Regions from separate parts of the Homo sapiens genome. Here regions 1 and 2 are each linked to region 3. Evidence: chromatin loops called from intact Hi-C (ENCODE). Cell type or tissue: dorsolateral prefrontal cortex. All regions are shown on one strand. Each heading gives the region's core, and the rest is flanking DNA. Links, peaks and the distances in the headings are about the cores only.

Evidence for each region. A loop is a pair of places that touch in the nucleus more often than their neighbours do. Peaks named below come from ENCODE experiments on the same cell type or tissue, not always from the same donor. Only the 100,000 strongest peaks of a DNase experiment are listed, where the experiment ranks them.
Region 1: it touches region 3 in a loop (3-fold over the local background); 7 of 110 quality-filtered maps call a loop at or near these places.
Region 2: a loop joins it to region 3, with 10 times the contacts of the local background. A loop is called at or near these places in 108 of 110 quality-filtered maps.

Annotation. Positions count from the first base shown.
Region 1 is chr1:171,895,383-171,902,130 of GRCh38, reverse strand. All of the region lies in intron 1 of DNM3 (dynamin 3), which reads right to left. Among named protein-coding and RNA genes, the nearest start is that of DNM3-IT1, 35 kb to the right of the region's middle. In dorsolateral prefrontal cortex, for the core only: a CTCF peak has its summit at 2,991; DNase peaks (open chromatin) are centred at 661 and 2,980; H3K4me3 peaks cover 3,240 bases; H3K27ac peaks cover 5,000 bases.
Region 2 is chr1:171,980,725-171,987,472 of GRCh38, reverse strand. The region is part of intron 2 of DNM3 (dynamin 3); the gene reads right to left. Among named protein-coding and RNA genes, the nearest start is that of DNM3-IT1, 120 kb to the right of the region's middle. RefSeq lists a silencer at 3,499-3,688. In dorsolateral prefrontal cortex, for the core only: CTCF peaks have their summits at 1,625 (motif pointing left), 2,407 (motif pointing right) and 3,692 (motif pointing right); DNase peaks (open chromatin) are centred at 1,622 and 3,022; H3K27ac peaks cover 3,589 bases.
Region 3 is chr1:171,797,606-171,806,105 of GRCh38, reverse strand. METTL13 (methyltransferase 13, eEF1A N-terminus and K55) reads right to left here. Exons shown (of 8, transcript NM_015935.5): 8 at 8,390-8,500. It also overlaps the pseudogene RPS15P3. Among named protein-coding and RNA genes, the nearest start is that of METTL13, 20 kb to the right of the region's middle. In dorsolateral prefrontal cortex, for the core only: CTCF peaks have their summits at 4,303 and 4,507 (motif pointing left); DNase peaks (open chromatin) are centred at 2,401, 3,678 and 4,496; H3K27ac peaks cover 2,164 bases.

The DNA of each region.
Region 1 (6,748 bases), core at 1-5,000, 97 kb before region 3:
TTCCAGGTTTCAGAATAGAATGGGGTTATTAATTCTTGAAAAATTCTATTTATTAACCTTTTTATGATTTCACAGGGCAATACAGATTGAAAATTATTATTTTTTTAAATGTGCTATGGAAATGTAAACTTGAACTAATATAGCTTCCTGGGCATTCTTTTCATCTATAACCAGGTTTTCTGTACCTTCTACACATCACAGCTCTATCTCTCATCAATTTATGTAAGAAGCACTAAGCCTTGGATGCCCTACAAATAGTAACAGAGTGAGACCCTTTAGGAAAGGTCCCAGCTAGCACTTTAATTGCCAAAATTTTATTTTAATGTCAAACTATAAAATGCAGTTGGCATTTTCTTGTTCACGTTCTTAAAACATAGTATACCGAGTATTTAAACATTTCTTGATGGAGCATTCATTTGAAATACCAATTATTGCTACTATGTTAAAACATAGTGATGCCTTCAGTTGCTATTACAGAGGGGTCTGGTAACCCTGCACAAGTTGTGAGCTTTTATTGGCATTATTATTCCTTTTGGAGGCATTTTCTGACATGTCTGTCCCTCCTTCGTTATCAGCATATTGACTACCACTTCTCCCGGGCATCAGTGTGCCTGCCCTCACCCACGCGGCTCCTCCTTGCTCCTCCTCTGTAATGGGTGTAGATGTCAGACAAGCTGACTGGTGAGAGTTGTGTGGAGCTGAGTGGGCTCTGTGCAAGGGCCTGAATTGTTCACTGGTGAGTAATCTAGAGGAACTTTGCTCCACCACCTCAGCTGCTCAGGGCCTATTTCATTCACCTCTTGTCTCTCCGTGCTGTCTTCTTTCGGGATTATATGGAAAAATCAAGAGTGCGAAAATGCTGTATAAGACATCATAGATGATTTTTTTTTCTGTCACAATTACAAAACAATAAATTTTTGGATTTCTCAATTCCGGCAGGTGGGGTATGACTACAAGACTGTCATCTTTCCTAGGTGCTGAACTTCATAGATTTCTTTCTTTTTTTTTTTTTTTTTTTGAGACAGAGTCTCGCTCTGTCGCCCATGCTGGAGTGCAGTGGCGCGCTCTCGGCTCACTGCAAGCTCCACCTCCCGGGTTCACGCCATTCTCCTGCCTCAGCCTCCCGAGCAGCTGGGACTACAGGCGCCCGCCACCACGCCCGGCTAATTTTTTCTATTTTTTTTTTAGTAGAGACTGGGTTTCACCGTGTTGGCCAGGATGGTCTCGATCTCCTGACCTCGTGATCCGCCCGCCTCGGCCTCCCTAAATGCTAGGATTATAGGCGGAGCCACCGCGCCCGGCCTCATACATTTCAAAGTATCAATAATATGCATATTTTATCGGCATTAGTATAAAAATGTTCCAGCTTTTTAACCTTGGGGAAAAAGACAAGTAAACCATCATCTCTCTCCATCCTGTTTCATACAGTCCTAGATCTGCTATCATTCCTCACTCCTTCCTCCACAGACAAGCTTCTTAAAGGAAAATTCTTAAATCACGCCACCCTGACTGCTGCCCTGCTGAAATTCAGGTCAGTTTCCTACTTCACCCTGGAAGCCGCCCTCACCAAGATCACCAATGGCCTCATTCCTAAAAGTGGTGAAAATTTATCTGATTTCTTCTTTCAGAAAAACTTGATACTGCTGACCTCTGTCTCCTCGCCTGTCTTCTGTGCTTTTCCTCCAACTCCTTGCCTCCTTCTCAGTATCTTTGGTTGTCCGCTCCTTCTTGGGGTTTTTTCCAGCCATCTTTTCACTCTGCATGTTCTCCCCCTCGGTGGTTTCATCCACCCCCTGCTAATGGCTACCACCCGTGAATCTGCAGCCCCAATCTCTCTTCTGAGCCCCAGATTTCTACTTGTTATATCGATATATCACAAGTACCCCAAACGCATCGTGTCCTAATTTGAATACGCTATTGTCCTCTTTGAATCTGTCCCTCCTTGTTTATTTTCTGCAATGAAAACATACAGTGCGAATAGCACTACCAACCAAGTAAAAATCTGGGGGTTGTCCTTGATTTTCTCCACGTCCCTTACTGTCTTAAGCCCTCGTAAATTACTTCTTGCCAATCCTCCCCCACTGTGCAGTCTCTCTTTTGCTGTACACTGAACTCCTTGCAGTGCCTGGATATTCCAGCTTCCTTCTTGCATCCTTGCCTTTGCACATGCAGTTTCTTCTATCTGGTGTACCTTCTCCCTTGCCCATTTGTCCTTCAAGTCTCATCTCAGGTGTCAACCCCTAGGAAAAGACTTTTCTTAACCTGCCTAGTCTGGACTATGATACTTCCATGTTATTTGTAGAAACCTTTACTATAGAACCCACTATATATGTTTTGTCTATTTTCCATCTTCCCAACCAGACTGTCAACCCGTAAAAAGCAGGAACCATGTCTAATTAATTCTTGGGTATCCAAAGTCTAGTATAACTCCTGGTATAGCATAGGCCCTCAACTAATGTTTTATGGATGAGTACATAAACAAACCCTTAGTAACTACCATTATCCACATTTCTGTGTTTCCTGCCACCCATTATTATTCTTTATCACCTCATTCAAATATTATTTCATTTAGGAAATCTTCCCTGATTCCCACTCTCACTCTCTCATTTCCCACCTCTCCCGTGGTGATTAACTATAATGCAAAGTAGGCAAGGAAATCTGAGTACTTACTTTCCTATTTTACTACCGTTCCACCATAGGAAGCATGGAGGAAAGGATAATTTAATTCATTTTTAGTCACTTCAAAACTAGTGCTTTCCTTACCTAGGATTCTTTAGAGGAAGGCACATCCACATTTGAAAGAAACCAAAAGTGGCACACTAGCAAAAATCTCCCCTCCACTGAAACGCAGCAGCATCTCACAATAGAGCTTTCAAAAGGAGTTACAGATCCAGTGTGTAGTGCTGCTTACGAGCCATCACATGGCAGCAGCGGGGAAAACACACCAGCACCAAATCCAGACAAAGGGTAGAGATGAAGCCTGCTCTGTTCCTGCTGACGTTACTAAGGCCACTGCTCTTGCAGCTGGGCTAACAACAAACAGGCCTCAGCCTGCCTCAGCCCAGCTAGGCAAGCGTCCGGAGGGGCTAAGAGGAACAATGCCCCAGAGCAATAGCTCCCAACATCCGGAGGACACTACGGCCCTACAAACTCACGTTAGTTTCAAATACTACTCATCACCCCTTTCTTGTAAAAAGTCAAATGCATAACCTCCTGTAGAACTAACAACAGTTAAAATGAAATTGTTATCAGAAATAATATAAACATCCAAAAAGAGAGGATTTATCACCCACTGTAGACTAAGTAATCATTAAGAATGAGGTAACAGAATAGTAAATATGAAAAAAAAAATTCACTCTCTACTATTAAGTGAAAAAGAAAGCTAACAAGCCCAAATGTACAATATGATTTCTCTCTCTCTCTCTATATATATATATGTATATACACACACACTTTTAAATCATATAACAGTATAATACAATATAGCATAAGATAAATCTGTACCGAATGTTAAAAGTGGCTAATTTCCAAGTAACTGGATTATAGGTGATTTTTATTTTCTTTTAGTTTTATCTGTTTTTAAAATATCCTTTAATGAACATGTATTTTCTTTAATAAGAAGAAAAAATAGGTTTTAAAAATGAAATAATCTCTCGATTAAATTTTATAAATCTCTAAATCTTCATAAATATAATCACTTGTATCTGTATCCTGAAGATTTAAAATAAATTTTATTGTATCAGTCTTGTTGATTCTTACAAATGGTATAGGACTTGTAGAATCACTAGGTCAGCAAAGGGACATACTGGATGCTCAGTAAAAATGCTTACTTGTGAAATTAGGTTCAAAATGAAAATGGTAATAAGAAATGTACTAATTTTAAACAAATTTCTTATTAAGAAAAAGTCTAAGACCATGAAAACCAAGGTTAAATTTTACCACTGGCCAATTAGGGCAAAGATCCCATTTTTATTATTTCCATCCATAAAATGTAGAAAATGCCAGATTGTTAAAAGTAAATGAAGTTCTTGCCAAATACAACACAATTCTAAGGTATGGTCTACATGCCACAGCATCATAATCTGACCTATACATATCCTGAATAGGAAAATCCCTCTCCTAATTAAATCCTGAAAATGTTATAGACAAGAGTAATAAACTCCAAAGAAAAGGTTCTGTACAAATACAAGTATTAGTCAAAAAAAAAAATGAACCGCAGACCTAGAAACTTGATTAGTCCTTTTTGATAGCATTTATCAAACAAAAGCCATTTGATCAAAAGTAATTTAAACATTTAACTGTATTTTTCTAGTTGGTCTAATTGATTTCACAAGCAAATGTTAACACAGATTGTATGAAAAATCCATACAAAAAGAAGAGAATTTGTTATAGAATTATTTAAGAAAGTTCAATGTTATCAACATGCTAGATTTTATATCTTCATGTCAATGAATAAGAATTTGGGAAGATTCTTTTTTTTATTTATTTGGCATGTATTCATTAAGCATTCACTATGGCATAGCATGTACTAATCTAGGTTTTCAACAAAAGAAACAATTCTCCACAGCATTTCCCTCACTTAAAATCAAAAGATTGACAAGAGATAGACATGATTATTCACTACTGTCAAATCCCTGACATCTGTTCTACTCATTAAAGGTCTATCCTTGACATTTGTGGAGTAGAGGATAATAGCTGAAGAGTTTAAGAATAATCCACTTCAAATAAAAATGGAATAGGGAAAAATATGTAAAATATTCTAATTAGAAAAAAGTACATAGTATAAATTTTAAATTAGACATTTGGAAGGAGCAAAACAAATCCAACCTAGTGAAAACTTTGTTTGGTGTTCATTTGCTATGACCTGATTTGACAAAAATAAAAAGGTGGCAACTCTACACTAATTGCCATTTTTTAAAACTGATTCGTGAAATTCAGCAGTCTGGAAGCCACTGCTTCCAAGTGCATTTTAGCTACCCAGAAGGTGGCTGATCTACAATTTGGAATTCTGCCCCTAACGCAATGTTACACATGAAGAAGATGCTAAAAAATATATATATATATGTGTTGAATGAAGAAATATAACCCTGTTTCATGTAGAAGATGTGGCTTGGGATCACTTTAAGATGGTCCAAAAGACTTAAATCTTTCAGAAAATGAAATGAGAGAAGCAGTAGTATGTAAAGAACAATTAAGGGAGCAAATTTTTCCCTTTAGAAAGCAAAATTTCCCCACACTGCCTAAAAGTTTTTAATTCATTGTTAACTCTGCCTAAAATCCTCACACTGGGTAGGATATATTCGAATTAGTATCTACTCTTCTTTGAAAGCGTACATATTTGGAGAGGATGAAGGAATATAACCATTTAACATGACTATTTTATCAGAAAAAAATTGCAAGTGTTTTGTCATAGTTTATTTACTAACTAAATAAAAATATAACTATGTAAGTGTTGGAAGTTCTGGCCAGGGCTATCAGGCAAGAGAAAGAAATAAAGGGTATTCAATTAGGAAAAGAGGAAGTCAAATTGTCCCTGCTTACAGATGACATGATTGTATATTTAGAAAACCCCATCGTGTCAGCCCAAAATCTCCTTAAGCTGATAAGCAACTTCAGCAAAGTCTCAGGATACAAAATATACAAAATCGATGTGCAAAAATCACAAGCATTCCTATACACCAATAATAGACAAACAGAGAGCCAAATCATGAGTGAACTCCCATTCACAATTGCTTCAAAGAGAATAAAATACCCAGGAATCCAACTTACAAGGAATGTGAAGGACCTCTTCAAGGAGAACTACAAACCACTGCTCAATGAAATAAAAGAGGACACAAACAAATGGAAGAACATTCCATGCTCATGGATAGGAAGAATCAATATTGTGAAAATGGCCATACTGCCCAAGGTAATTTATAGATTCAATGCCATCCCCATCAAGCTACCAATGACTTCCTTCACAGAATTGGAAAAAACTACTTTAAAGTTCATATGGAACCAAAAAGGAGCCCGCATTGCCAAGACAATCCTAAGCAAAAAGAACAAAGTTGGAGGCATCACGCTACCTGACTTCAAACTATACTACAAGGCTACGGTAACCAAAACAGCATGGTACTGGTACCAAAACAGAGATATAGATCAATGGAACAGAACAGAGGCCTCAGAAATAACACCACCCATCTACAACCATCTGATCTTTGACAAACCTGACAAAAACAAGAAATGGGGAAAGGATTCCCTATTTAATAAATGGTGCTGGGAAAACTGGCTAGCCATATGTAGAAAGCTGAAACTGGATCCCTTCCTTACATCTTATACAAAAATTAATTCAAGATGGATTAAAGACTTAAATGTTAGACCTAAAACCATAAAAACCCTAGAAGAAAACCTAGGCAATACCATTCAGGACATAGGCATGGGCAAGGACTTCATGACTAAAACACCAAAAGCAATGGCAACAAAAGCCAAAATTGACAAATGGGATCTAATTAAACTAAAGAGCTTCTGCACAGCAAAAGAAACTACCATCAGAGTGAACAGGCAACCTACAAAATGGGAGAAAAATTTTGCAATCTACCCATCTGACAAAGGGCTAATATCCAGAATCTACAAAGAACTTAAACAAATTTACAAGAAAAAAATCAAAAAATCCCATCAAAAAGTGGGCAAAGGATATGAACAGACACTTCTCAAAAGAAGACATTTATGCAGCCAACAGACACATGAATAAATGCTCATCATCACTAGT
Region 2 (6,748 bases), core at 1-5,000, 180 kb before region 3:
AATGCTATAGATGCTAAATTTGCCAATTTTCAGATAAGCAATTAAATACTAAAACCAGTCCCTAAACCATCTAGCCTATTAAATAATTTAAAGAAAATTTTGGCTATCCAAATGATAAAGCAAACAACAGCACCTGATTGTTAAAGACATTAGATCTGGGATACCTCTGAGTTCTGTTAGCATTCCCCTCTTCAGTATCACCATTTCATCAGGATGGAATGCCAAGTTATATAAATATATCTTCAGAAGGCAAAATAAGTTAAGGGAAATCATTTAATTTGTTAAAAATAAATAATATATGGAATCCTTTAGCTTAAAAACACACTATTGAAAATACCACATCAACTTATACAAAGACAATTTCTCAAGGAAAAAAGTTATAGAGTATTATATCAAAGCAAATATTTACCTGTAATGTAAAATTTTAAAAAAATCCCTCAGCAGAGGGAAAAACACTAAAATAACTACATAAATAACAAAACTGGGTTTTTAAATTTTCAGTAACATCCTACAAGCTGGTGTATTATCAATTTCTGTACCTACTTTGAGAGAAATCAGGTATGTAAAAAACACCACAATTTAAAAGAAAAGCTAGTACAGTACTATTAGATTTTTTAAATGAGTATAAATCTAACAAAGAAACAAATCTCCACAAAGATTTTAGTTTATCTAATATCTCAATGAAGAATTGTACAACTAAACTTAGACTATGCCTAAGCATCTTGGACCCAAATGCCAGATAAGAGCCTGTGAGGTCGAGGCTGCAGTGAGCTGTGATCATGCCACTGCACTCCAGCCTGGGCAAGAAAGTGAGACCCCATCTCAAAAAAAAAAAAAAAGCCAGATGTGGCAATTATTGGTAGCTTTACTACCATTACCCATCATAAACATTTAATATTCACTCTTGAAGATGAAATGGCAAGGTCAATAGCAAGAGAGCTATTGTGGCTGATCTCCCACGGGCACTTTAGTTACTGCAGGTAGATCAACAAGGGTTAGATTTAACACTGTGTGGAAAGGATAAAAGAGTCTTACATACACCTTCAATGCTAAAAGATAACAATACAGAATCATTTGTCACTTAGCTCAGATGTGGTCCGTGTCTTCAAGCAGGTTAGCATTAACTCAAAAAGCTAAGGATTAGACCACTGAGAAAAAACATTAATGCAGGTAGCATAATGTAAATGCTAACCTGCTCTTAAAATGATAAGAAAGGTAGAGATAGAAAAGATGATTTTAAGCTGTGGTACCCAAAAAAGGAAGTGGGGTATGGACTGAATACTGAACAGTAGGGAGGATTTTTACATGTGCAGGGAGAAAGAGGTCTTCCAGAGAATCAGAGAACCTTCATAGGTTCAACAAATCTGGCAGGTTGTCATCCAGTCTCTGCTCGGACCCATCCACTATTGGGTAACAGAAACTTTGATCTCATTGGAAAAAGCTCTGATTGGAAAATATTTATGTTTGGTATGAAACCTGCTTTCTTGTCATATTCCACTAGTCCAACTTTTGTCCTCTGGTGCTACTCAGCTGTGAAAAGGCCGTGTGCATTAATGTGAGTGTCAGCACCCTAAGTTTGTCTCCTTCCTGGGCCTCACACCCTTATCTTGCTTTGTCACATCACCACTCAGGCCCTCTGGTGGCAAAGATTTCCCAGTACCAACCCCAGCCACTCTGGCTGGAAAGGTCACAAGCTCCCAAAGTGGACCAAAAAGTTTCTACTTTAATTTACCAAAGAATTGAAATGACCTAGCTTTTTGGATGTTAGAATGAGAATCAGAGACGGATTTAATTTCTGTCTTTCCTGACAACATGCATGGACATGAGTATTTCTCTTTCTATCTTAGTTTCTCCATATAATGTGCCACTTTCTGAAAAACAGCAAGCTAAGTCTCCCGAAAGCTCATTCCTCTAATGCTGGAAGTATATCCAACAGTAAAGCCTCAACAGGCTGCAGAAATCTGGCCTGAAGAGATCAGTTCATCAAGATAAGGCATGTTCTTCTATACTTACCCTCATAGGCACTGTCTTTATTAGAATATAAATTCCCAGAAGATAGAGCCTTTATTTTATTACCCATTCAAAGCCTAGGCCAGTACCATGTGAATGTAAGAGTATATAGATAAGTAGAGGACAAAACAATACGAAAAACAAAAGAACAAAAGAAGTCAAATCCCAGAAAACAAGCAAAAATTAAAAGGAAAAATTAGAAATAATTTAGAAGAAATGGAACTGTGTTTTTTTCAATGCCATATATTCCATGGAAAATGCACCCTTCAAGACTTATGGCTATCACAACTGTTCTGTCATAGAGTTCATAAGCTTCTGGATCAGGAACTACATTTTCAATCACTGCTAATCGATACATTCCAGTTAACACAAATGTGGATCTCCTTTGTTGCCACTAGATGGCACCTACTTGCTTTCTCTGCAGGAAACATGCCCTTCCGGAAGGGTGTAAAATCAATGCAATTTTCAAATTAGATTTAAATGAGTTCTCAAACTCTTGAAAATACTTTTATCTTGGAATCAAGAGATGATAATTGTTCAGGACCATCTCAAACCTTTGTGTATTTTTATTTATTTTGTCAACCCCTTGGTCAATTTGCAGTGTCTTGTTGAGAATAGTGTCCCCCAGACAGATTCAAGGATTCCTGTATTCATTTATTTATTTGATTAATATTTATTGAGATCACTCTACTTGCCAAGAACTGTTTTAGAAATTGGGATATAATTAAGGGGGGAAAATAAGTCTCTAGGCTCACGAAGCTTAAATTCTAATCAGGTAAAAGAGTAAACAATATGTGTGTGTGTGATGCTAAGTGCTATGGAGAAAATAAAATAGCAGGGGGATAGCAAATGCTCTGGGAAAGGGGTTGCTTGGTTATGTGGTATAGATAAGGAAGGCTTCCATGACAGGGTAAAGTGACCTTTGAGCAATGACTCAAGAAAGGAAGGCAGCAGGCCATGCTGTATGGAAGGGCATCCGGGCAGAGTGCCTAAAGCAGATGTGTGTTCGGCATGTTGAGGGACAGCCAGGTCCACGTGGCTGGAGCACCGGGCGGTGTGGAGGGGAGGGAGGTGGGAAACAAGGCCAGTGCTGTGGACAGGCCTGGATGTGGAGGGCCCGTGGACCATTTTAAGGACTTTGATTTTTCGCTGAGTGAGATGGCAGACCATCTGAAGGATTTGGGGTAGAGTAGAAACATGCTGTGACCTAGGTTTGAAACAACTGTGGATGCTGTGTTGAGGACAGACAATGATGAGCAAGAAAGGAAGCTTACTATTGAAATCATCCCGGGGAGAGCTGCTGAGGCTTAGACCAGGGTGGCAACAGTGGGGTGGTGATGAGTGGTTAAATTCTAATGTATTTTGAAAGAAAAAGCAACAGAATTTGCTGATGGATTTAAGCTGCGATATGAGAGAAAGAGAAGCATCAAGGATAACTTCAAAGGGTTTGACCTAAGCCACCAGAAAAAGTTTGAAATAGAAAAAGACTGAAGGGAAGAGGATGAGAAGGGATGGGATGGGATGGGATGTGGGTTGGGACCTACTAAGCTTGTGATGGCCATGACACACCCATCCAAGTTGAGAAAAAGCACTGCTACTAAGGTTGAGGACCACACAGCTGAAGGAGACACCATTCATATTCAGTCTTTGGATAGGTGTCTCTACTCTGAAAAATTTCCAGAAGATGGCAGTCATGTGCTTGAGGAAAGGGCAGCTTTTTCTAATTTGTACAAAAATATCTTCACGGCTAGATATATGCATCTTTTGTTCATGGAGAAGTCCAAGTGAGAGATATATATTTGGTAGTCATTCAAGTCAGGTAAGTGATGAGATCACTAAGCAAGAGTTAGACAGGGAAGAGGTCAGAGTACCAGGCCCTGGGTTTTCCAAAGTTTAGAGGTCAGGAGATGGAGACTTAGAAGGTAGGAGAAAACAGTAAGGGGAAAACAAAGCCAAGAAAAGAGGAGACGTCCATCAAACCCTGCCAACATGTCCAGTAACATGAGGACTAAGAATGGATCTTAGAATTTGGCAACTTGAGGATCCTTCAGGAGGAGGTTTAAGGCAGCCTCAACCTCCTGGGCTCAAGTGATCCTCCCACCCTAGCCTCCTGAGTAGCTGGGACTACAGGCAGTGTGCCACCACATCTGGCTAATTTTTATTTATTTTTTGTAGTGATGAGGTCTCACTGTGTTGCCTGGGCTGGTCTCGACCTCTTGGCCTCAAGTGATGTTCCCACCTTGGCTTCTGAAAGTGCTGGGATTATAGGAGTGAACCACTGTGCCCAGCCAACAGTTCTTTTAAGGAGTTTTGTTGTAAAGAAGAGGAGAGAAGGGAGAGGGCAGCTACAGAGGGATGTGAAGTCAAGAGAGAATTTTGTAAAGATGGCAAATTAATGGCATGCTCATAGGCTGAAATGGTAACACCCAGGATAAGGGAAGTGAGAAGGCACAGATGCTGAAGTGATGTCTGAGGGGAGGGAAATAGGAGGCCAGAAAGAAAGAAACAAACATGCCAGGGCATCCATAGGAACAGGAAAGAGGCAGAACAATGAGCATGGATGAGATGAATAGGTAGAACTGATGGTGGTGGGAACCTGTGAAATTCATCAGGGGACTGTAGAGATTGATCATATTTGTCTGAAGTCATTTTACATCTTTACTGGTTAACTATGTGGTTTACTTGTTAACCATTTAACCATCTCACTGGTTAAACTGTATAAGTACTATTATACAGTTTATATACTACTATAATACTGTATAAATACAAAATGCATTATACACACACACACACACACACAAACACACACATGCATGCAAAAAGTGATCCTAAATGAGTGACCTCAGAGTAATCACAGCAGGGATGACAATTTGGGTCTAATCTATGTCCATCACTGGGGTTCAGACCTGCCCAGCCTATCTGGAAAACCGATAGGGCAGGAACCACAAAGTACTTTTTTCTACGGAAACCAAAGAGCCTCCTGGAAAAGAATTCAACCTACAGGATGGAAAATTCAGCAAAACAAGCTGACCTGGCTTTTCAGGAAAGGGCTACCTGTAATCTGTCTTCTACCTAGCTCCAGAGACTCATAGATCTGTGTCCTCTTGTCTCTATGATGATAATTGTAGTTTGGGGATGAAGGAAATTCTAGCATCTAAGTCAAACTCTATAGAACGAGTTGTACTAGCTGATCAATAGCTGGATCTTTTAATAGCTGCTAAATGTGTGTCTTCTACTATAGTATACTATGGTAAACCATAGTATACCATAGTTTACCACGGTTTTATACTATGGTGAACTAACATGTCTGAAGGTTACACAATCTCATCTTATAGTTTTGAGATACATTCTTTCTTACAGAAAGGTACAATTTCCAGTGGCATGAGCTCTCTTGACATGTTCTCAGTATTCCTTTCATTCTAAATGCTTCATAGTTGGGCACATGAAATGGTCTTTTCCTCAAACAACTTGAGGCTTCAGCCCAGCATCAATGTGAGTAGTCAGTGCATTAAATCTCCTAGCCACAAAGTCATACAAAGGATGAAGGTTATGTGTACATAAGCATTGAAACCGTGATAACGCATCCGTGAAATTTTATTTTGTCGCAGTATAACCTGTCTTATTGAAATTTATTTCATTTTCACAAAATAAAATTTCTCTGTTTTCATTTTCACAAAATAAAACTCCTAGTTTTGATTATTTTCTGTTTTTACAATGTTAAAAATAGCCTACAATTGAAGCAAAGGTTAAGATACATTACTATATCAAAGAATGATTAGGAAGGAAAAAAGGAGAATATTTAAAAAATCAGAGCTATAATTCTATTTTATTTTTATTTCCTTTTAAAACATTTTAGCACTGTCATTTTTACTGGTCATGAAAAACAAATTATGCTAGGTTAAACAACTGACAAACTGTTTGGGGGAAGGATGAGATGCATTTATGCCTGGGCAATGTTCCAATCATCTGTGAAAAGCACAGCATGACTGTAAGAATTTAAATATTTCCAATATGCCCCTTCCATGAGTAAAAATATGTATATGTCTTAATTAATCAAGGTTAAGTAGAAAGGAATTATTATAGAGCACTAGGAAAAAATGATCTCTTGTCCATCTTTATTCTAAGAATCAAGGTTCCTCAAAATTTTAACTGGAGTTTTCTTATTTCTGAAATGTTTTAATAGCAATGTTTTGTGAGCACAGGGCTCCAGTGAAAACAGAGTACAGGGGTCATATACATAAGGGACTGTCTTCAGTGCAACAAGCTGAATTCACTGGCTGTATAAAGCATCTATGTATGACTATATTTAAAAACATATTTCCTCAAAGGCAGAGATACATTTTACTCTTCTGTGTTTCCCTAATGCCTATTATATTTAGAGTAAAGAACATCTGTAGGCCGGGCACGGTGGCTCACGCCTATAATCCCACCACTGAGGCTGAGGCGGGTGGATCACCTGAGGTCAGGAGTTCGAGACCAGACTGGCCAACTTGGTGACACCCTGTCTCTATGAAAAATACAAAAATTAGCCAGGTGTGATAGCAGGTGCCTGTTATCCCAGCTACTCAGGAGGCTGAGGCAGGAGAATCACCTGAATCTGAGACGTGGAGGTTGCAGTGAGCCTAGATCATGTCACTGCACTCCAGCCTGAGTGACAGAGTGAGACTCTGTCTCAAAAAAAAAAAAAAAAAAAAATCTGTAGATTTCTTTCTTCTTTAAAGCAGAATACTTTGGATAT
Region 3 (8,500 bases), core at 1,443-6,442:
TAACAACTATGCTTTACAACTAGGAACTAATAGGATCATAATTCCTGACTAAGGAACTCTTTTTCTCACCAGAAAAGTGTAGGAACTATTTTTGAAAGGCTGAACGGCTTGGTCATCTTTGCTTTCGGTTTTACTAAGGCTGGCAGCTCTCTGTACCAGCAACGCCCCCAAAGAGCCAGGCAAAGTGAGTGAGGTCAGCCTAGCTTTGCTTCTCTCCACCTTCACTCCTCAGAGCCATCACCTTGGCAACATAATCCAATTTGATGGCTTATCAAAACACAAGATTCTTGATGTTTGTACCCCCATTGCCCCAGCATAGTGTTTGGTGTGTGGCTAGAGCTTAACAAAGGATCAGGGAGAACGAGTGAAGGAAAAGAGGAAAGCTTCCATCCCTGTGCCTGTGTGCCTGCATGGTGACCTCCAGGTCTTCGTGTAGTGCAGGTCTCAGCTAAGTCTCAATAAAGGAAATTCTCTGCTCTGGCTGAGGCGCTAGACCACTGCAGCTCTGGGTCTTGATAACACCCACAGCTTTCACACCAATGCCTTTCCACAACTACTTCACTTATTGGGTCTACTGAGCACTCTGCTAGGACATCACAACCATTCTCGGTCCATCGATCTTGATTGGATAGCAAAACAGATTACATTTTAACATCTTCATGTTGCTAGGGTTCTCAACTTTTGCGTTCAAAGAGACAAGATGGTTATCATAGTGGCAAGCACTGAACTGGAAACCTAGAGACATGTAGCTAGTCCTGGCTCTGCCCTCTCATCAATGAATGACCTGGAATCAACCCAGTCTATACTTGTAACTCATTGGCCAGCCTTCCTTACCATAACTGTGCTATTCCAGGAGAGGCAAAATGTTTAAGAGTCACATCACCAGCCTTGGGTTGGGGTAAGTCCTAGATCTGCCACGTGATAACTAGAAAATGGGTTGAGTGGCCTAGCCCATCCAGAGGGCCCTTTGTAGGAAATTTTTCTGTGGTCCATTTTTCAAATGGCCTGGGGCTTATTTATTCTCCTATAGGGAAGTAGATGCTGTGGTAGCCATGAGAAAATAGCTCTTCTGGTAAGGAGAGCGCTAGGTATGCAAACATTCAGTCAGCGGTACCCCTGAAATTTAACTTGAAAATTGCACCTAAAGGCTTCTGCAAATTAATAGCATTCAATGGGGGCTCAGCCTTCTTTCTCTGCAGGACATGCTAATATAGGAGCCTTAAAAATTAATAAATATAGTCTACATAACAGTCATACTTCGTACGAAAAGCACCTGCCACACATTAATGAAGCTGTCCTTTCATTTTTCTTCATTAAGTATAAGGCTTATGAACAAGGACATTTATTACTTTATTCATTACAGTACTCCTAGTGCGATAGAAAGGTGCCTGATACATAGTAGGCACTCCAACAAATGTTTATTGAATAAAAGAATCATTTAATAAAGTCCTTATGAGTTGAATCTGTATGCAATGCTTTGTAGTATTAAATGTATTGTAACCTTCCTTAACCAAAATAACAGCAACTTCATTTCCCCTAACAACTTTCTTTAAATACCCTCACAATTTCCTTCTTCCTTCCTGGGTAGTCTATTAGCATCCTCAGAAGACTGGTAGAGATCCAAGCTTTATTTTTGAGAATAAAAGCTGGAAATCATTATTTCCAGCTTTTTTCAGAGTTATAGATTAAATCTCAACAGAACCCAGGTGGGCTATAGGATTTGTTGACATGCTAAAGGGGCCCTGCAGAGTGCTGTACCATGTTGTAGGCATAGTACTGGTTCAGCTGAGATTTAATCTACAACTCTGAAATAACTATTTCCAGCTTTTATGAGAATAAACAGAGAAGATGGGCTATAGGACTTGTTTATGTGCTGAAGGGGCCCTGCAGAGTATTGTACCATCTTGCCTAGATAAATAAAAGATATCACTATATTGATTAGGTGTTTGTTTTATGCCTTCATTAAAGAACCAATCTTGGTTTGCCACTCTTGGTTTGTAGATAGAAACCAAGTTTCTTGGTTTCATAAATAGAACGAATCTGACTAATTAAAACCCTTAGCTCCACAAAATATTGCAATCATTCACATTTCCATGAGAAAAGACATTTTGTTATTTATTTATTTATTTAAGAAGTGTGTGTGCCTTTACTGGCTGAGCAGAATCCTTGAGGGTGGTGAAGCAGGAAGAGTGGGTGGCTCTGATGCCTGGCCGGGCAGTGCTTCACGAGCTTGTAGGTGATCGAGGTAATGGCCAATCCTCTCGGGCTTGCCCTCCACTTGGTTGAAGGCCTTGCCATTGTAGACGCCCACCATGCTACCCACCGTCTTGTCTCCCATCTCGGGCAGGATGATCATATCCTGCAGGTGCGCGTTCACCACCTCCAGCTTCTGCATAGGCAGTGCCCACTTCTTGCCCTTGCGCAGGCGCTTCAGCAGCGAGTGCTGCTTCTGCCACAGGCCACGGTGCAGCTTCATTCGCTGCTCGCATGACAAGTCCAGCAGTGGGTCGGGGTGCACGCCACAGGAGGTGAACTTGCAGAAGGTCTGCTTCTTCTGCTTTGCTGCTTTTTCTGCTCCACTTCTGCCATCTTGACTTTTTTTTAAAACAACATGCCTCAAAGATCTCCAGTGAAAGAAAAACCCAAACTGCCTCCCTTTTCAGTGCTAAAAGATAATATCCTATGGCAGCTATTTCTAGGCCTGTTTATTATCAGAATTGCTTGAGAGTTTTAAAAATGCAGATTCCTTGGCTCTACCTCTGTCCTACTCCATCACTCCCCCACCCCACCCCACACACACACACACCCAAGATTCTGACATAGTAGGTCTGGGATATGGTCCAGAATCAGTATATAGGAAATGGACCCCAGATGGTTTTGTTGTGCAACCGGATTTTGAAACCACCTTCTAAGCTGTGCTGCTATATAACAAAAAACGCCCAGAACTACTGACTACAAAACCAGGGACTCCTTTCCCCTTGTTCTAAAGAAGGGACTGTGTCTCCCAGCCTACCTGTCCTGCTAAATATGTAGGAGCTACAAGCTCAAATGCCTGCAGGACCAGGCATGTAACATAAATGCAGGAAACACACAGATGAGAGCAGTGGGGACTGTGGCAAACACCACCCATCCACAAGGCAAAGATGCTTGCCAGTTCCAGCCAAGTATGAACATGGGCCTGTCATCACAGGAGCTTCTAAATTCTCAAAAGAATCCAGAAATTTTATAGATTTTGTATAAAACGATTTTCTAATCGATAGATTTTATTTAAAATGTCTGGTGAAGGTTAAACACATCTGGGGTAGCATGTGGCCCAGAGCCCATGCACTTTGGGAGGCCAAACTCCTCACACTACTGCCATCCACTCAAAGGGCAAGGAGCTAAGGTGTGGGCTAGTGTGAAGGTGGGAGGGGAATATACTCCAATTACCAAGTGACTGCTGATGTTTGCATTTCAGAGCTAAGCCAGCAGTCATTAATGAGACTAGCATTAATGGTTCTCTGGTTCTGTGGGGTGGCACAAACAAAGCCCTTTTCGGCTATATATTCATTCCCCAAGGCTGCTGAAACAAATTACCACAAACTTGATGGCTTAAGACAACTGACATTTATTCTCTCACAACTGTAAAGGCCAGAAGTCTGCAAAGTGTCAGGAGGTGGGTCCCTCTGGAGGCTCTGAGGGAGAATCATTCCTTGCCTCTTTCCTAGCTTCTGGTAGCTGCTAGCAATCCTTGCTGTTCTTTGGCTTGCGGGGATGTCTCGCCAATCTGCCTCTGTCTTCATATGTCCTTCTCCCATCTCCCTTGTCTCATTTCCCCTTCCATTCTAAGTCCTTATCATTGGATTTAAGGTCCACTCCAATCCAATATAATCTCAGCTTGAGATTCTTAATTACATCTGCAAAGGCCCTTTTTCCAAATAAGCTCACATTCATAGGTTCTGGAGTTTAAGACTTAGATATTTCTTTTTAGAGCCACTATTCAACCCACTACAGACAGGTTTGCATTAAAAAATCCATTATTTCAATCAAATTTTACTTCTACCAACATTTATCTACCAATTTACTACTATGATAAAAATGACTTACATCTTGGCAGAAAACTTGAAGACATACCAGCTCAGGCCCAGATGCATGTTGTTACATTTTTTTCTTCTTATGTGCCACGAGCTTCATGTCTTACTAGCATTATTCCATTGCTGTATTTCCTGCCATTACTTCTAAAATCAGGGATGTAGGGGTAAAAGGATCTCTGCCTTATACAGGCTTCCACCACTGGAGAAAATGGTGCTGTCTCCATGTGCATGGACAGGAAACAGGTGATGGTGGAAGAGCAGAGGGCATAGGGTACTAGGTGAAGCAAGAGAACAACAAGTAAAGTAGAAGTCTGTCTTCATTGACCAGAGAAAGACACAGGAAATACGGCTCAGGTGAAAGAGCCCCTGGAAGTGCCAGGTTCCCAAGAATTTTTTACAGCCACCCAAGCACTTAAATGTGATTTCTAGTGCCATCTAGTGGGAAGCACAGGAACCAAGTGAGACGTGGGCTAGAAAAACAAAACCATGAGTCCAGCCTTCAGTCACTTTAAGGGGGCAGTTTTTATTGAGGCTGGATTTTTTTGTCTGCCTAGCAAGAGGATCTAAGAAGACTCTAAGCAAACATCTGACCATCTTGTATGCTGCCCTTACACTTTATGCACAGGTGGTTGCTGAAGTCATCCACGTGCTGTGTAATTTGTTCTCCCCAGCTAGTTGGTGAGCAGAAGCTATCTTTCCTCTTTTTATCAACACAAGCACAGTGTCTGGCACAGAACAACCTCTCCAAAAAAATGCCAGTTGGGTATATAAAAAAGAAAAATCCAACTTAATGGTTTTTATTATCGACCATTTAGCTGTTAACAAATCTGCAGGAATCAAATGGCAAGACAAGCCACAAGAGGGAAACTGTATGACTTATGGTTTACTAGACTTTGAGCTTTATTAAGCAGTCCTTAGGAGGTACACTCAGGGCCCAATTATAGCAGGGAGTGAGGCTGCTGTGCCCCATGGAGGAAATCGTCCAATGCAACAAGCTGACTCCTCACACTACTGCCATCACTCAAAGGGCAAAGAGCTAAGGTGTGGGCTAATGTGAAGGTCGGAGGGGAGTATGTTCCAATTACCAAGTGACTGCTGATGTTTGCATTTCAGAGCTAAGCCAGCAGTCATTAATGAGACTAGCTGGCAATTCCTTCCTCCTTACCTTGTGACATATCCATCCACAGAACCTCTTCTCCAGGGGTCCTCAATTTTGGCTGCAAAACAGCATCCATCACCTGGAAAGCTTTTTTAAAATTCTTATGCACAGGCTGCACCCCAGACCAATTAAATCAGAGTCTGTGGGGGTGGGGCCAGGCCTAGGCATTTTTTTAAAGCTTCCCAGATATATTCAATTTCTATGGCTGCTGTAAAGTTACTACAAATTTAGCGGCTTAAAACAACACAAATTCTTATCTTATAGTTCCGTATCAGGAGTCCAAAATGGGTCTCACTGAGCTACATTGAAGGTATTGGTAGAGTTGCACTCCCTGCTGGAAGCTCTAGGGAAGCTCTAGTTTTCTTACCTTCTCCAGCTTCTAGAGGCTGCCCATGTTCCTTAGCTAGTGGCCTATGGTCTTCAAAGCCAGCAATGACTGGTGAGTCTTCCTCACATTGCTTCACTCTTGACACTGAGTCTTCTGCCTGCCTCTTCCACATTTTAAGACCCTTGAGATTACGTGGAGTCCACCCAGTGTCTGTATCTGATTACTCAGAATAATCTCCCTATTTTAAAGACAGCTCATTAGCAACATCAAATCCATCTGCTACATTAATTTCCCTTTGTTGTGTAGTGTAACATAACATTCATAGGTTGCAAGGATTAGGACATGGACATCTTTGGGAGAACATTATTCTGCTTACCATATCCAATGACTCCAATGTGCAGCTGAGAATAACTGCTGGTTCTGCCAGGCACTGTGGCTCATATCTGTAATCCTAGCACTTTGGGAGGCCAAGGCAGGCAGATTGCTTGAGCCCAGCAGTTCGAGACCAGCCTGGACAACATGGTGAAACCCTGTCACTACCAATAACACAAAAATGAGCTGGGCATGGTGGTGTGCGCCTATAGTCCCAGCTACTCAGGAGGCTGAGGCAAGAGGACTGCTTGAGCCTGGGAGGCAGAGGTGGCAGTGAGCCAAAATCATACCACTTCACTCCAGTCTGGACAACAGAGTGAGACCCTGTCTCAAAAAAAAAAAAAAAATAACTACTGGTCTACCCAATCCATAAGAAGACAGACTTAGAGAAGAGGCCCAGTTAGCAGGCAGCCATGACAGAAGACTGGAGGCACACACTGAAAAATTGGTGAGGGACAAGGGCAAAAAGGCAGAGAAGGGCAATAGGCAGGCTTACCAATTTTACATTGTCACAGAACTTTTTTAGGATGGGGGGAGGGGCGAGGGCACAAACTGTCATGTGATTTATTCTCATTCAGTTCTCTGATAGTCCTGGGAAGCTAAATTGTACACTCTCCCAAGGATGATGGGACCATCCCCACTCAGCTGTAGCCATTAAAGAAAATTGAGGTCATAGATAAGACTTTTCCAGACTTTTGTAACTCATTGCTATCAGCTTGCTCCTTGTTTTGTACTCAGAAGCTGGGTGCATGCCAGATTCTCAGGAATTCCATAGGCTATCTCCCCTATAATCTCTCTATGCAAAATAGATTATAACTTGAAAATGTATACTGATTGGCCAACATTTTAATGTCAACACACACACACACACACACACACACACACGCACACACGCACGAGATTTCTGGCTTCTCTTAAAGACCTAGCTATGCTAAGACAGTGCTCCTGCAAGACAGCTCAGCTGGGACAGCCGCTGCCTTTAGAGGGGATATTTATTCTCTGGTTTGCCACAGGTCTCATCCTAGCCTTTTTGTTTTATACCTGGCTCACTCACTCCACATATTTGTTACTTGCTTGGTCTGGTAGGCATTGAAGCTTCTAACCCTCCCCCCTCCTCTAGAGCGCTCACCCCTAAAGTTAGGCAAAATTCCCATAAGGAACCATTTGCTTGTCATTAAGGCAAAAGTGAAAAGCTCTCCAGTGGAAAAGATGGGATTCAGGCCAATGGCTGTCTGTACACACACCACTTTCCTCACAATCCAGCAAGCTCCAGAGGGGAGTCAGACTAGGGTTTGAGTAAGCAGGCTGCAGCCACCAAGTGTTCTGGTGAACACACTGGTCTTCGTTGGTACAAATTTCATTTGTAGGAAATTAAGCCGAAAACTGCCTCACTTCTGTCCCTTGGTCTTTCTCCAGCCTTCAGCACATAACCAATTTCCTTCTTCTTTTATACTTAAGTCTTGATAATCATCACCCATGAGTGTCTCTTCCCACCTCCAAATGTGGGAAGCGACATGTAAATTCGTGCCTCTGTAGACCATTGCCCCTAAGATTTAACTGAGACCTTATTCTGATAACGCCTAGAGCTTGGCCATGCCACCCAAATGTGCTGCTCCAAACTCTGCACAGCATGAGGGTGATCTGACCAAGGACAGGCAGATGAGCTCCTCTGACTCAGACCCTGGGCCTCCATAACCCATCCTGACACTGCACAAGCTCAAGAGAAAAAAAAAAAATAGAGTGGCCAGGCACAGTGGCTCATGCCTGTAATCTCAACACTTTGGGAGGCCAAGGCAGGTGGATGTCTCTACAAAAAATGAGCCAGGTATGGTGGTACATGCTGTAGTCCCAGCTACCTGGAAGGCTGAGAGTTGGGAGGATCATCTGAGCCCAAAAGGTCAAGGCTGCGGTGAGCCGTGATGGTGCCAATGCACTCCAGCCTGGGTGACAGAGACCTTGTCTCAAAAACAAGGAAGAAAAAAGAAAGGACTTGCCAAGTAAGGTCCTCTGGGGTACACAGACCTGACATGAGGGATAATCTTCCCGTTACGGGGTTCCAGGGGAAGATCCCCTCCTAAAGAAAGAGAACCAAGTATTTCTAATGGGTAAGATCTAAAAACACTTCTCTGCACTCCCTCCTCTCCTTAACAGACTGACACTACTTTCTAAGGATGACAACCTAACTGAAATACAGACAGTCTCTGACTTACAATTTTTCAAGTTTACAATGGGTTATCAGGGTATTAAATGCATTTTCTACTTATGATGGATTTATCAGGATATAACCCCATCGTAGGCTGAAGAGCATCTGTATGCTTCAACTGAAAGGTCAGGGTCCATTTTTAAAGGGCCTGTGGAAAGAAGAGCCAGGTGGTGAATGGTGACAATGCCTATTTTCCATGGCACTGCTCATTAAGTCAACCTCGGTATAATTAGGAAAGACAAAATTCAAGCCAGTCTTGGAATCATTGGTTTAATGGTTCTGAATAAATGGTTAAGATTGATGTTTCCAGCCAAGTGAGATTTGGGTTTAGATATAGTTTGGGCTTAAGTATCCTTTATCTCAGA